2 separate regions of the Homo sapiens genome follow, and region 2 is linked to region 1. Evidence: read pairs that join two places in POLR2A ChIA-PET (ENCODE). Cell type or tissue: HepG2. All regions are shown on one strand. Links, peaks and the distances in the headings refer to the core of each region. The heading gives the core; the rest is flanking DNA. Region 1 holds the start of AOX1 (aldehyde oxidase 1). Region 2 overlaps AOX1 (aldehyde oxidase 1).

Region 1 (5,379 bases), core at 1-5,000:
TTAAGCACACAGAAATCCTCCTACCTCAGGACCTTTGCACCTGCCATTCCCACTGCCTGGATGCTGTCTCCCCAGATGTTTGCATGGCTTGCTCCTCACTGCATCCCAGTCACTGCTCAAATGCCACCCTTTCAGACAGGCCAAAACATCCATCCCCTCTAAGTATCCTGCATACTCTCTGTCCCCACGCTGTGCTTTATTTTTTATATTAGCACTTCTCACTTCCTGACATTACACATTTCCACGTATTTATATGCTTGCTATCTCCCCAGCACAATGTAAGCTCCATGCACGCAAGGACTTGTTATTTCTGTGCTCTGCTGTATCTCATAAGCCTGGAACACTGACTGGCATACGGTAGGCCCTTAACAAATAAGTGGATTGAATGCTCATGATCACTCTTTATGAAGTAAGTGGTATGATCCCCTTTTAACAGAGAAACTGGGCCTCTGAGAGGTTAGGTTTTCTCAATCAGAATTAGAATTGGAATTGAAGACTTGTTTGTCTAAACAACAAAGCCAGTGTTGTGTTTACTATACCATTCTATTATGCAAAAGAAGAAAAAAATGACATAATGTCAATCATCTCACCCCATTGTCATATTTCACCCTCACAGCAGTCCTGTGAAGGGGTCCTAATGACCCTTACAGATCAGGAAAAACTAGCTCATCTTATCCAATGTAGAACCCAGGCAGCAGGGGCAGACAAAGTTTTTGAGGGGCCTAATGTACAATTTGGGGGATCCTCTTTAAGAAACATAATACAAAACCACAAATGAAATTAGGCTCAGGGTCTTAGAACAGGCCTCACAACTAGGGCCTGGTGCTTCACACTGGTTAGCTTCCAGGGGAGGCAGCTGGTGCCCGTCGGGAAAAGTGTTGTGGCTGCCCTTAGCCAGAAGCAGTGGTCACAGGTGGCTCTGAATGAACCGGCACCAACACGAGCACCAGGGAAATCAGGTGCCACTGCTCTTGCTTGGTTGTTAGCTCTGTTTTTGTTGTTTTTAAGAAATAGGATCTCACTCTTTTGTCCAAGCTGGAGTGCAGTGGTGTGATCACAGCTCACTGTAACCTTGAACTCCTAGACTCAAGCAATCCTCCTTCACCCTCCCCAGTAGCTGGGCTGCAGGCACGCACCACCACACCGGTTTTTTTTTGTTGTTGTTGTTTTGTTTTGTTTGGTTTTTTTTTTGTAGAGACAAGGTTTCGCCATGTTGCCCAGGCTAAACTCGAACTCCTGGGCTCAAGCAATCCTCCTGCCTCGGTCTCCCAAAGTGCAGATTACAGGCGTGAGCCACAGCTCTCAAGGGAGCTCCTTAACCTTCCTGCCTCAGTTTCCTCCTTCAGAGTAATGTCAATGAAACTGGAACATTAAGAGTGAGCAGAGTTGATGCTCACATTAAGGGGGGTGTTTTAAAGGATGCCCAGGGGGCTTTGCTTCTCCCAAACATCGGACACTGCCTGGAACTGTCCCTCGGGTTGCGCAGAGCGAGCCCAGCTTCTGAGGCGACAGAGCCCGCACCCAGCAGTGGAACCCGTGAGGACCTTGGAGCCCCCAGAGCCTGACTTGGGTTCAGCTCTGCCAGGAACTAGCTGTGACTTTGGAAAGTAACGATTTCTTCATCTGAGAAACGATGGGGGTGGTTTGAATGTGTTCGTCTCTACGGTCTTGTCCCGAATCTAAGTTGCTCTCTGCGCTTCCAAACGCACCCCGCGAGCTGAGGCTCAGCCATTTCTGTAGGCTGCTCTCAGTGTACTGGGGACGTTCCCGTTATCGGCTGGGATTGAGGGAACGAAGATCTGGGAGTGCTGACCCCTGATGGGCAAGAATACTTTTTATCTTACTGTTTAGGGAGGGCGTGTGGTTGGAAATCAGCTTGTGAGCCTTGGAAGGAGAGGAAAGGGGAACATAAGGAAGGTGGGGGCCCAAAGATCCAGGACAGTCCCTGAAAACGCAGCCTTTAGCTGCCCCGGAGGCAGGGGTGGGAATGCGAAGGCAAAGCCGCTGTTACGGGAGAAAGCCAGTCCGTGCCTGAGTGCCTTAAACGGCGGGCACGAAAGGATGGGACGAACGGCAGGGGCTCCTCTCTGCCCCGGCCCTGGCCGCAGGTCTGGGGGCAGAGGAAGCCCGCGGGCGCTCACCTTGCGGCCGTTCACGTAGAAGAGCAGCTCGGACGCCCGGTCCATTGTGGTGTCCGCGCTGGTTCGAGGGCCCGGAGCGGGAGGCGGAGGTTCTGGGAAGTAGCGGGCACCTGGGACCCGGCGGCACCGACCCGCCGAGTGGGGCGGGGCTTGCTGGAGCCTAAAGTCCAACCCATCCACCCCGACGGAGAAAGCCTTGATTAAGATCCAACGTTCCTGAGCTCTTTGCCAGGAACTCTTCCCGGGACACCAGCACGTGTGTGGGCGTCACTGGCGCCCTCTATGTGGGCGGAAATCATCCGGCGAAGATGAAGACGACCCCTTCATCTCCTCGCCAGTGGCGCTTAGCGTCTGTGTCACACCCTCTTGCGTCTTAGCAAACATTGTAAGTCCTGGGACATTGCTTTTGATGGTCTTATGTTACTGCATATTTTAGGTGGTGTTCCAGCTGGATTTAAGTCTGGGAACATTAGTAACTCCCCTCCAACCAGGCCTGCTGTAGTCCTGGACTCTTAAGTGTAAACAATCATATTTATTCCAACTCTGCAAGAGCGGATCTTAGGGAAAACAAATAGGTTTACAACTTGATCTTTTAGAAATATAAGGTTGGTGCAAAAGTAATTGCGGTTTTTACCATCACTTCCAATGGCAACAACTGCAATTAATTTTGCACCAACCTAATAATTACTGGTTTTAAAATGAAGTGCTATCTTGATATAAACTTAAAAATTTTATCACTATTTACAGTTTATCCAGTAACTAACCACAAAGTTTATCTGGTAAATAAGAACAGAGATGTAAAACATCTTGGAAAACTTAAAAAAAAAAACTTGGAAAATACAGCAAAGCATAAAAATAAAGAACACCTGTAAGCCCACAACTTAGAACTTACCACCGTTCACTTTTTTAGTCTATCCTTACTTTTTGAAACATGTACTTTTAACACCTTTAAAAACTTAAGTGGGACAAACTAGTTATTTTCCAGGCTTTTTTCACTTGCCATACCTTAGAACATTTTCCCATGTTATTTCATTTATGTAAACACAAAAATTTTATTGTGAAATTTTCCAAACTTTGCACATAAAAGTGAAGAGTGCAATTGGCATCTACCTGCCCTTCACTGAGCTTTAACAATGGTCAACGTTTTGGCATACTCCATTTTTTGTAGTATTTAAAAGCCAATCCTGGACATATTTTAGCCCTAAATACTTCAAAAACACACATACACATCCTTTTAGTCAGCCGCAACACCATTTCACGTGTCTAAAAAATGTCTTTTACACTTGACTTCTTTGAATCAAACAAGAGCTGTGCAATGTATTTGCATGTGGTCTCATCAGTCTCTTTTGATCTAAAACAGACTTTTTAACACTATTAACACATTGAAAAAGAAACCAGGTCAGTTGTTCTATTGAAATGAACCATTTTTTGAATGTGGCTAATTGCTTCTCCCTGGTATTGTTTTTCTACTCTACTTATTTCCTATGCACTAAATATTAGATCTAAAGCTTTGATTAAATTCAGGTTCAATTTTTTGGGGGGGAGAGGGCAAGAACACTTCATAGGTGGTACCATATAATTAATATTGCAGCACAGCAGGAAGCATATGGTGTCTGGTTGTTTCATTCGTAATGATGCTAACATTGATCAGTGGGTTCAGAGGGCTATTCCTTTGTAATGAATTTCTCCATCAACATTTCACCTAATTGTTTTACATCCATTGTTGAGCATTGCCTGAGCGGTAGTTTTAATAGGGGTTTGCAATTTTTCTAATTCTAGCATTTCTTCTTCATTCATCAACTGGGATTCTTTGAATAAAACTATCCATCCTTCACTAGAGCTATTGACTAAACCCCTCCAGCACTCTGTACCCCCACTGCAGTCTCTCAAAGTGTGGTACTAGGACAATCCTCGGACGGACTCACCTGAAGCATCTGATTAAGATGCAGATTTCTGGGCCCACCGCGTTAGTGGTCAGATATTGTCTAAAAAAGTTTTCCATCTAGGTGGAATAGAGTTTGAGTAGTCATTTGAATTCAATAAACTGTGTATTGATCTCAGATATGAACAGGATTTATTACTACTTATTACTGGAAGAGTAAGTGATCTTTAAAACCAAATTATAAAAACCAAATTCAAAAGAGCCTGAAAGGTTAATCTCCTCCTCTAAGTCATCAGATTACATATAATAGAAATAATACAGAAGCTGACATTCAACATGTATTTCTGAAAACAGAAGAATGAAGGGAGAGAAAACGGGCCAGGGCAGGAGGTGGCTTTTAAACCCTTTTGGATGTCCACATATATTGAATGGGTTAAAAACAGACAGCAAAACAAGACAGCCTAGTATACAAGATAACCAATGCAAAGGTATTTATTAACACATTTTATTTGGTTAAAAGGTTATTGTTTGGTTAAAGGCTACTAGGTAAAAAGAAGCTTAAATAAACAGGAAGGTAAGTTATATGATGACCAAAATGACTCAAAAAGTTTAATGTTACAAAATAGCTATTTTATGCACATATACCTATTAATAAACATTAAGAATGGACAAATCAACACTCCATGAAAGGCCAAAGAAACAAAAAAAAAACCTTTTCATTAAGCATTTCATCTTCTTGATACTATATTTCTGTTTTGATTCCTTATGCTTTGAAAATTCAGAAAAACCAGAATCCATAAATTCACTTCATCTTCTCATCTTGCTGCAAAGTAGAAAAAAAGGAAGATTAATAACAACCCAAAATTAATGCTTTTGCTGTGAAGCATGGAGAAGAAAATTGTTTCATCATATCAGTAGAAAAGAAGTTTCCTTAAACCATAAGCTTTGTTAAATACTTGAAATACTCTAATTTTTCTTAAATCTTATAGTTCTCACTATCAGAGTACTTCAAATAATTCATTTCAAATATTTAAGAAAAATTAATCAACATAGATTTTATATATTACATGTTTATTACATAGTTCCTTTTTGTTAGAAATTTAGCATATGTTCAAGAACATGTGAAAATATACCATTTAAAAACAAAGTAAATGCTCATGTTCCTACACCCAGGTTAAGAAACAAAATATTACCACACCTCCAATATGCCCCTTTCTGATCACAACCCTCTCCTCCCCCAAAAAGGGACCACTATCCTGAATTCTATTATCACTCCTTTCTTTACAGTTTTGTTTTAAGCGTTTGTGTATTGCTCTCCCACAAAGTATATTGTTTGGTTTTATCTGTTTGATAGAT
Region 2 (5,379 bases), core at 96-5,095, 64 kb before region 1:
CATTTGTTATAACACTTCTCTGACCTACCACCTGCCTACAATCAAAGCTGCATGCAAATGTTCTCAGGATGGCACCAAAGCTCAACTAGGACAGTTAGGTGAATGGATGGATATGGGATGGAGGAAAGGACCTTCCTACCCACTTTTCCTGGCCTCTTCTGATCCCTTAACACACAACATCCACACTAACGCCCCTCTCGAAGCTCCCCTACCCTGCCATTTGTTCCTATTTTGTGATCGCTCAGCACAGCTGCCATGCCTTCTTCATGACTCCAACCAAGGAGTGAATTCTGCAAAGAGGAGTGACAATTGTGAGGGTCCTCCCAGCTTATCTGTATGTACATGGATGTGTGTATGTAATAAAATAGATAATAGGGGTTCCCGGCTGCCATACAATGAGCTAGAATGTTGCAGTCCTTCACCAGCCGTTAGGGGTAAGTTTTATTCATTCTTAAGAATGAATGAAGTCAAGAATGAAGAGGTGGAAACTGCAACCAAGCAAGGGGATTTCTTTAATCAATGAAAGAAATTAAACTGCAAGAGCAGATTCCCAGTCCCCCCTTTCACAGTTTTAAAAGGTACAAGGTGAATAAACTTCAAAAATTCTATTTAAAAAGTGATTTATTTTTCTGAATTTAATTTATTCCAACCCACCCAGAAGGAGTGGAGCACCCAAAACCTTGCAGCTCCTCATTTCTATTTCATGGTCCAGCGACACCGAATTGCGGACACTGGAAGAGGAGTCTTGGAGGTCATCAGTCCCACCCTCCTGCTTTCCACATGAGCAGTCTGAGCCCAGAGCAAATGGACTCAGCTGCCATTTGCCAACTCCTGTTGCCAGGGCCAGGAGTAAACCTCAGTCTCCCAATTTCCAGCAAGAATGTTTTTGACCAACCATGGGCATGTGAGCAGAGGAGCTCTGGTCTCCTCTGGAGTAAAGCTAGCTTAATTACTTTGACTTTGGTGGCTTTTGTGAAATTTAACAATTGGGCATTGCAACCATATGGCTAATATGACTTAAGGAGAAGTTTCCTCAACACCTCTTGCTTTGTCAGGGCTGCTTCCAGGCAGCATCCTCATGTGCATTTGGAGAACTCACCTGACCAGCAGCACGTGAGCCAAGGCCAACAGGAAACTTCAGGGGGACCATGGCCAGTCCTTTCTTCTTCCAATAATTCTCTGCATTGAACTTTTCCACAGCAACTTTCCTCAAGGAGTAGGAAGACATGGCCATACATTCTCTCCAACACTGGATTAGGTTCTTGGCATTGATCTCTTGTTTGTAGGGTGTTTGATCAATTTCCTTGTACATGTTTATGATTCGCACCTATGAAAGAAAAGGAGATTAAAGCTGGGAGGGGAAACCCAGCAGACATAGGCTCATCCATTCACCATCCTCCTGGTCAAATTCTGCCCATCCTGTAAGGTCCAAGCCAAGTTCTACTGAGTCCTTGTGGAAGCCTTTCCTAATGCACAACATTGTCCTCTTCCTCTACTCAGAGCTTCTATCAAACGTGCTAGCAATTACTTATGTGCTTTCTATGCTACTCTTGTGCAACTTTAAAGGATGGAACCTTTACCTTATGTTCCAATATAACTCAACACAGTCCATGTACACTGTAGACTCTTAATTCTAGTTGCATTTGGGTATCTGCTGAAAGATCATCTAGGCCACATGATTTGGATTACTCCCATGCTATGTTGCAAGATAAGACTACTCACCTCCAAAACAGGCAAGCATGAAAGTTCGTTTAAATATAACCAATATCTAGGATGAAGAACAAATTAAAAGATTCTATCCCAGGATGTCTGAAGCACTGAGTAGAATTCTTCCTGTATTCCCAGAATTGGTGACTAAGACCCTAAGCTGAGAATAAAAGGTGCCAAGTATGTCACATTCTCAGCTGAGAAAACTCATAGCACTTGTGGCCAGCCCCCTCCCTAAGCTGACAGAGCCATCACAGACACACTCTCCCCACCCTCCGAAGCAAATTATCAGATCATTGTAAGAGAAACACTGGAAATTAGTAAGCCATCTCATTTGGGGGAAAGTGGTGTTTTTAAGAGGCTGTTCCCTGCTCTAACTTCCCTGGGAATGAAGGGAAGGATGTAATTCTCCTCCTTAGTGCTACCAAATGTGGCAGGACATCAGGAGAGAGTTTAGTGGGATGGCCAGGAAGGGAGGGGCAAGGCCTCCCACACGTTCAAGAGAAGCAAAGAAAGTGGCTACTGTTGGGTGAAAGCTGGTAGATGAATTGGGACCTGGGGCCTTCTAAAGACTGCTGGGGCATGAGCAGAGAGGTGTGGTCACCAGTGGAATGCTGTGCCAGCTGCCCGCTGAAGGTCCAAGGACTGCCAATTTCTGGAAGAGCTGGCAGAAATGGAGCCATAGACAATGTACTTGAAAAGTGACATCTGTCCAAAGAGAGGACTGTGAGCTTGCCGGGAGAAGTCACACAGGGAGAAACTGACTGTTTTCCTGGTCCTTCTTCTCTTCCTCCTTGCACCAGCATCACAGCAGAAGGCACAGGGGAGGAGAAGGGGCTGAGAGAGAGCTCACCCCATCTCCCCACACTAATTCCATTCCAGGATCTGGGAGGAGGAGCCAGGAAGGGGAAGGTCGTTGTCAATAAACAAAGTTGGGGCTGAGACTGAAAGAACCAAAAGGAGAAATTGGATCATCATGGCGGACGGGAGGCAGGACTAGATTGCAGCTCTGGACAGAGCAGCTTGTGGAAGTTCGCCGAATTTTAGCTCTAGATCGACTGCAAGAACAAAGCAATAATCCTGAGAGGACCCACAAACCCTCTGAAGGAAGTGGACTACTCCTGCAGGACCCAGGAGATACCCCAAATACCGTGAGTGCCCCAGCTGTGAGGGGGAAGGGAGATCCTCCTCTCCCAGACACACACCCCCACGGGAGAAGCTGAAATTCTGTTTGCAGGAGAAGATTCCGACTTTACCTGAAGCTGAGACAATTTAGAGAGCCAAGCAAAATGCAGGGGTAGAGGAAGCAGCAGAAAGGCCCTAGGAGCTTGCTGTGTCCCCTAGCAGGCCAGGCCATTCCTGCCTAACAACACAGGGATCCATGGTGGGGGCGGAGGGGGCGGGGGACCAGAGAAGTAGGGGGTGAAACTCCACAGGGAGAAAGAAATCTCTAGCTGAACTTTGTAACAATTTGAATGGGGCAAGAAGCCTCCTGGTCAGAGCTCAGTGGGAGGGCACAAATCTGGTGTGCAGACTCCACAGGCAGGGGGAGAAACCAAGCCCTTTTCTCTCTCAGCTAGGGGTGCAGCACAGGGCAAGTTTTCAAGCCCATCACACTGTCTGCCTGCAAACAAACTCAGGGCTGTTGGGGGGTACACATTGGGAGTGAGACCAACCCTTCTGCTTGTATGGGAGCTGGGTGAGGCCTGTGACTGCTGGCTTTCCCCTACTTCCCTAACAACCTGCATGACTCAGCAGAGGCAGCCATAATCCTCCTAGGTACACAACTCCAGTGACCTGGGAATCTCACACCCATCCCCCACAGCAGCCACAGCAAGACCCACCCAAGGACAGTCTGAGCTCAGACATGCCTAGCCCTGCCCCCACCTGATGGTCCTTCCCTATTCACTCTGGTAGTGGAAGACAAAGGACATTTAATCTTGGGAGTTCTAGGGCCCTGCCCACCGCCAATCCCTCTCCACATTACTACAGCTGATGCTTTCTGGAAAGTGCCACCTCCTGGTAGGAGGCCAACCAGCACAAAAATAGAGCATAAACCACCAAAGCTAAGGACCCTCATGGAGTCCACTGCACCCTCCATCACCTCCACCGGAACAGGCACTGGTATCCATAGCTGAGAGACCCATAGACGGTTCACATCACAGGACTCTGTGCAGACAACCCTCAGTACCAGCCGGGAGCTGGGTAGACTTGCTGGGTGGCTAGACCCAGAAGAAAGACAACAATCACTGCAGTTCAGCTCACAGGAAGCCACATCCATAGGGAAAGGGGGAGAGTACTACATCAAGGGAACATTCCATGGGACAAAAGAAACTGAACAACAGCCTTCAGCCCCAAACTTTCCTTCTGACAGAGCCTACCCAAATGAGACGGAACCAGAAAAGCAACCCTGGTAACATGACAAAACAAGGCTCTTCAACACCCCCAAAAAATCACACTAGTTCACCAGCAATGGATCCAAACCAAGAAGAAATCTCTGATTTACCTGAAAAAGAATTCAGGAGGTTAGTTATTAAACTAATCAGGGAGGAACAAGAGAAAGGCAAAGCCCAATTCAAAGAAATTTTAAAAAAGTTACAAGAAGTTAGGGAGAAATATTCAAGGAAATGGATAGCTTAAAGAAAAAAACAATAAAAAAATTCAGGAAACTTTGGATACACTTTTAGAAATGCAAAATGCTCTGGAAAGTCTCAGTAGTAGAATTAAACAAGTAGAAGAAAGAAATTCAGAGCTCGAAGACAAGGTCTTTGAATTAACCCAATCCAACAAAGACAAGGAGAAAAGAATAGAAAATAGGAACAAAATCTCCAAGAAGTCTGGGATTATGTTAAACAACCAAACTTAAGAATAATCAGTGTTGCTGAGGAAGAAGATAATTCTAAAAGCTTGGAAAACATATTCAGGGGGATAATCAAGGAAAACTTCCCCAGCCTTGCTAGAGACCTAGACATCAAATACAAGAAGCACAAAGAACACCTGGAAAATTCATTGCAAAAAGATCTTCACGTAGGCACATTGTCATCAGGTTATCCAAAGTTAAGATGAAGGAAAGAATCTTAAGAGCTGTGAGACAGAAGCACCAGGTAACTTATAAAGGAAAACTTACATGATTAACAGCAGATTTCTCAGCAGAAACCCTACAAGCTAGAAAGGATTGTTCCCTATCTTCAGGCTCCTCAAACAAAACAATTATCAGCCAAGAATTTTGTATCCAGTGAAACTAAGCATCACATATGAAGGAAAGATACAGTTGCTTTCAGATAAACAAATGCTGAGAGAATTCACCATTACCAAGCCACCACTACAAGAACTGCTAAAAGCAGCTCTAAATCTTGAAACAAATCCTGGAAACACATCAAAACAGAACTTCTTTAAAGCATAAGTCACATAGGACCTATAAAACATAAATACATGTTAAAAAGCAAAAACAAAAAAATAAAAAACAAAGTACACAGGCAACAAAAAGCATGGCAAATGCAATGGTACCTCACATTTCAATACTAACATTGAATATAAATGGTCTAAATTCTCCACTTAAAAGATACAGAACCACAGAATAGATAAGAACTCACCAACCAACTATCTGTTCCCTTCAGAAGACTCACCTAACACATAAGGACTCATATAAACTTAAAGTAAAGAAGTGGAAAA

The links. ChIA-PET counts read pairs that join two places held together with the same protein. Peaks named below come from ENCODE experiments on the same cell type or tissue, not always from the same donor. Only the 100,000 strongest peaks of a DNase experiment are listed, where the experiment ranks them.
Region 2: POLR2A ChIA-PET joins it to region 1 with 58 read pairs; 6 of 35 experiments call an interaction of 5 or more read pairs at or near these places.

The regions. Positions count from the first base shown.
Region 1 is chr2:200,582,916-200,588,294 of GRCh38, reverse strand. SGO2 (shugoshin 2) reads right to left here. Exons shown (of 9, transcript NM_152524.6): 9 at 4,199-4,846. The coding sequence ends at 4,831. AOX1 (aldehyde oxidase 1) reads right to left here and starts at 2,281. Exons shown (of 35, transcript NM_001159.4): 1 at 2,142-2,281. The coding sequence starts at 2,186. In HepG2, for the core only: CTCF peaks have their summits at 1,804 (motif pointing left), 2,139 and 2,422; a DNase peak (open chromatin) is centred at 2,334; H3K4me3 peaks cover 1,339 bases.
Region 2 is chr2:200,646,922-200,652,300 of GRCh38, reverse strand. AOX1 (aldehyde oxidase 1) reads right to left here. Exons shown (of 35, transcript NM_001159.4): 26 at 1,100-1,327. Among named protein-coding and RNA genes, the nearest start is that of AOX1, 64 kb to the right of the region's middle. RefSeq lists an enhancer at 2,651-3,850. In HepG2, for the core only: no CTCF peak of the experiment used is centred there; DNase peaks (open chromatin) are centred at 3,170 and 3,500.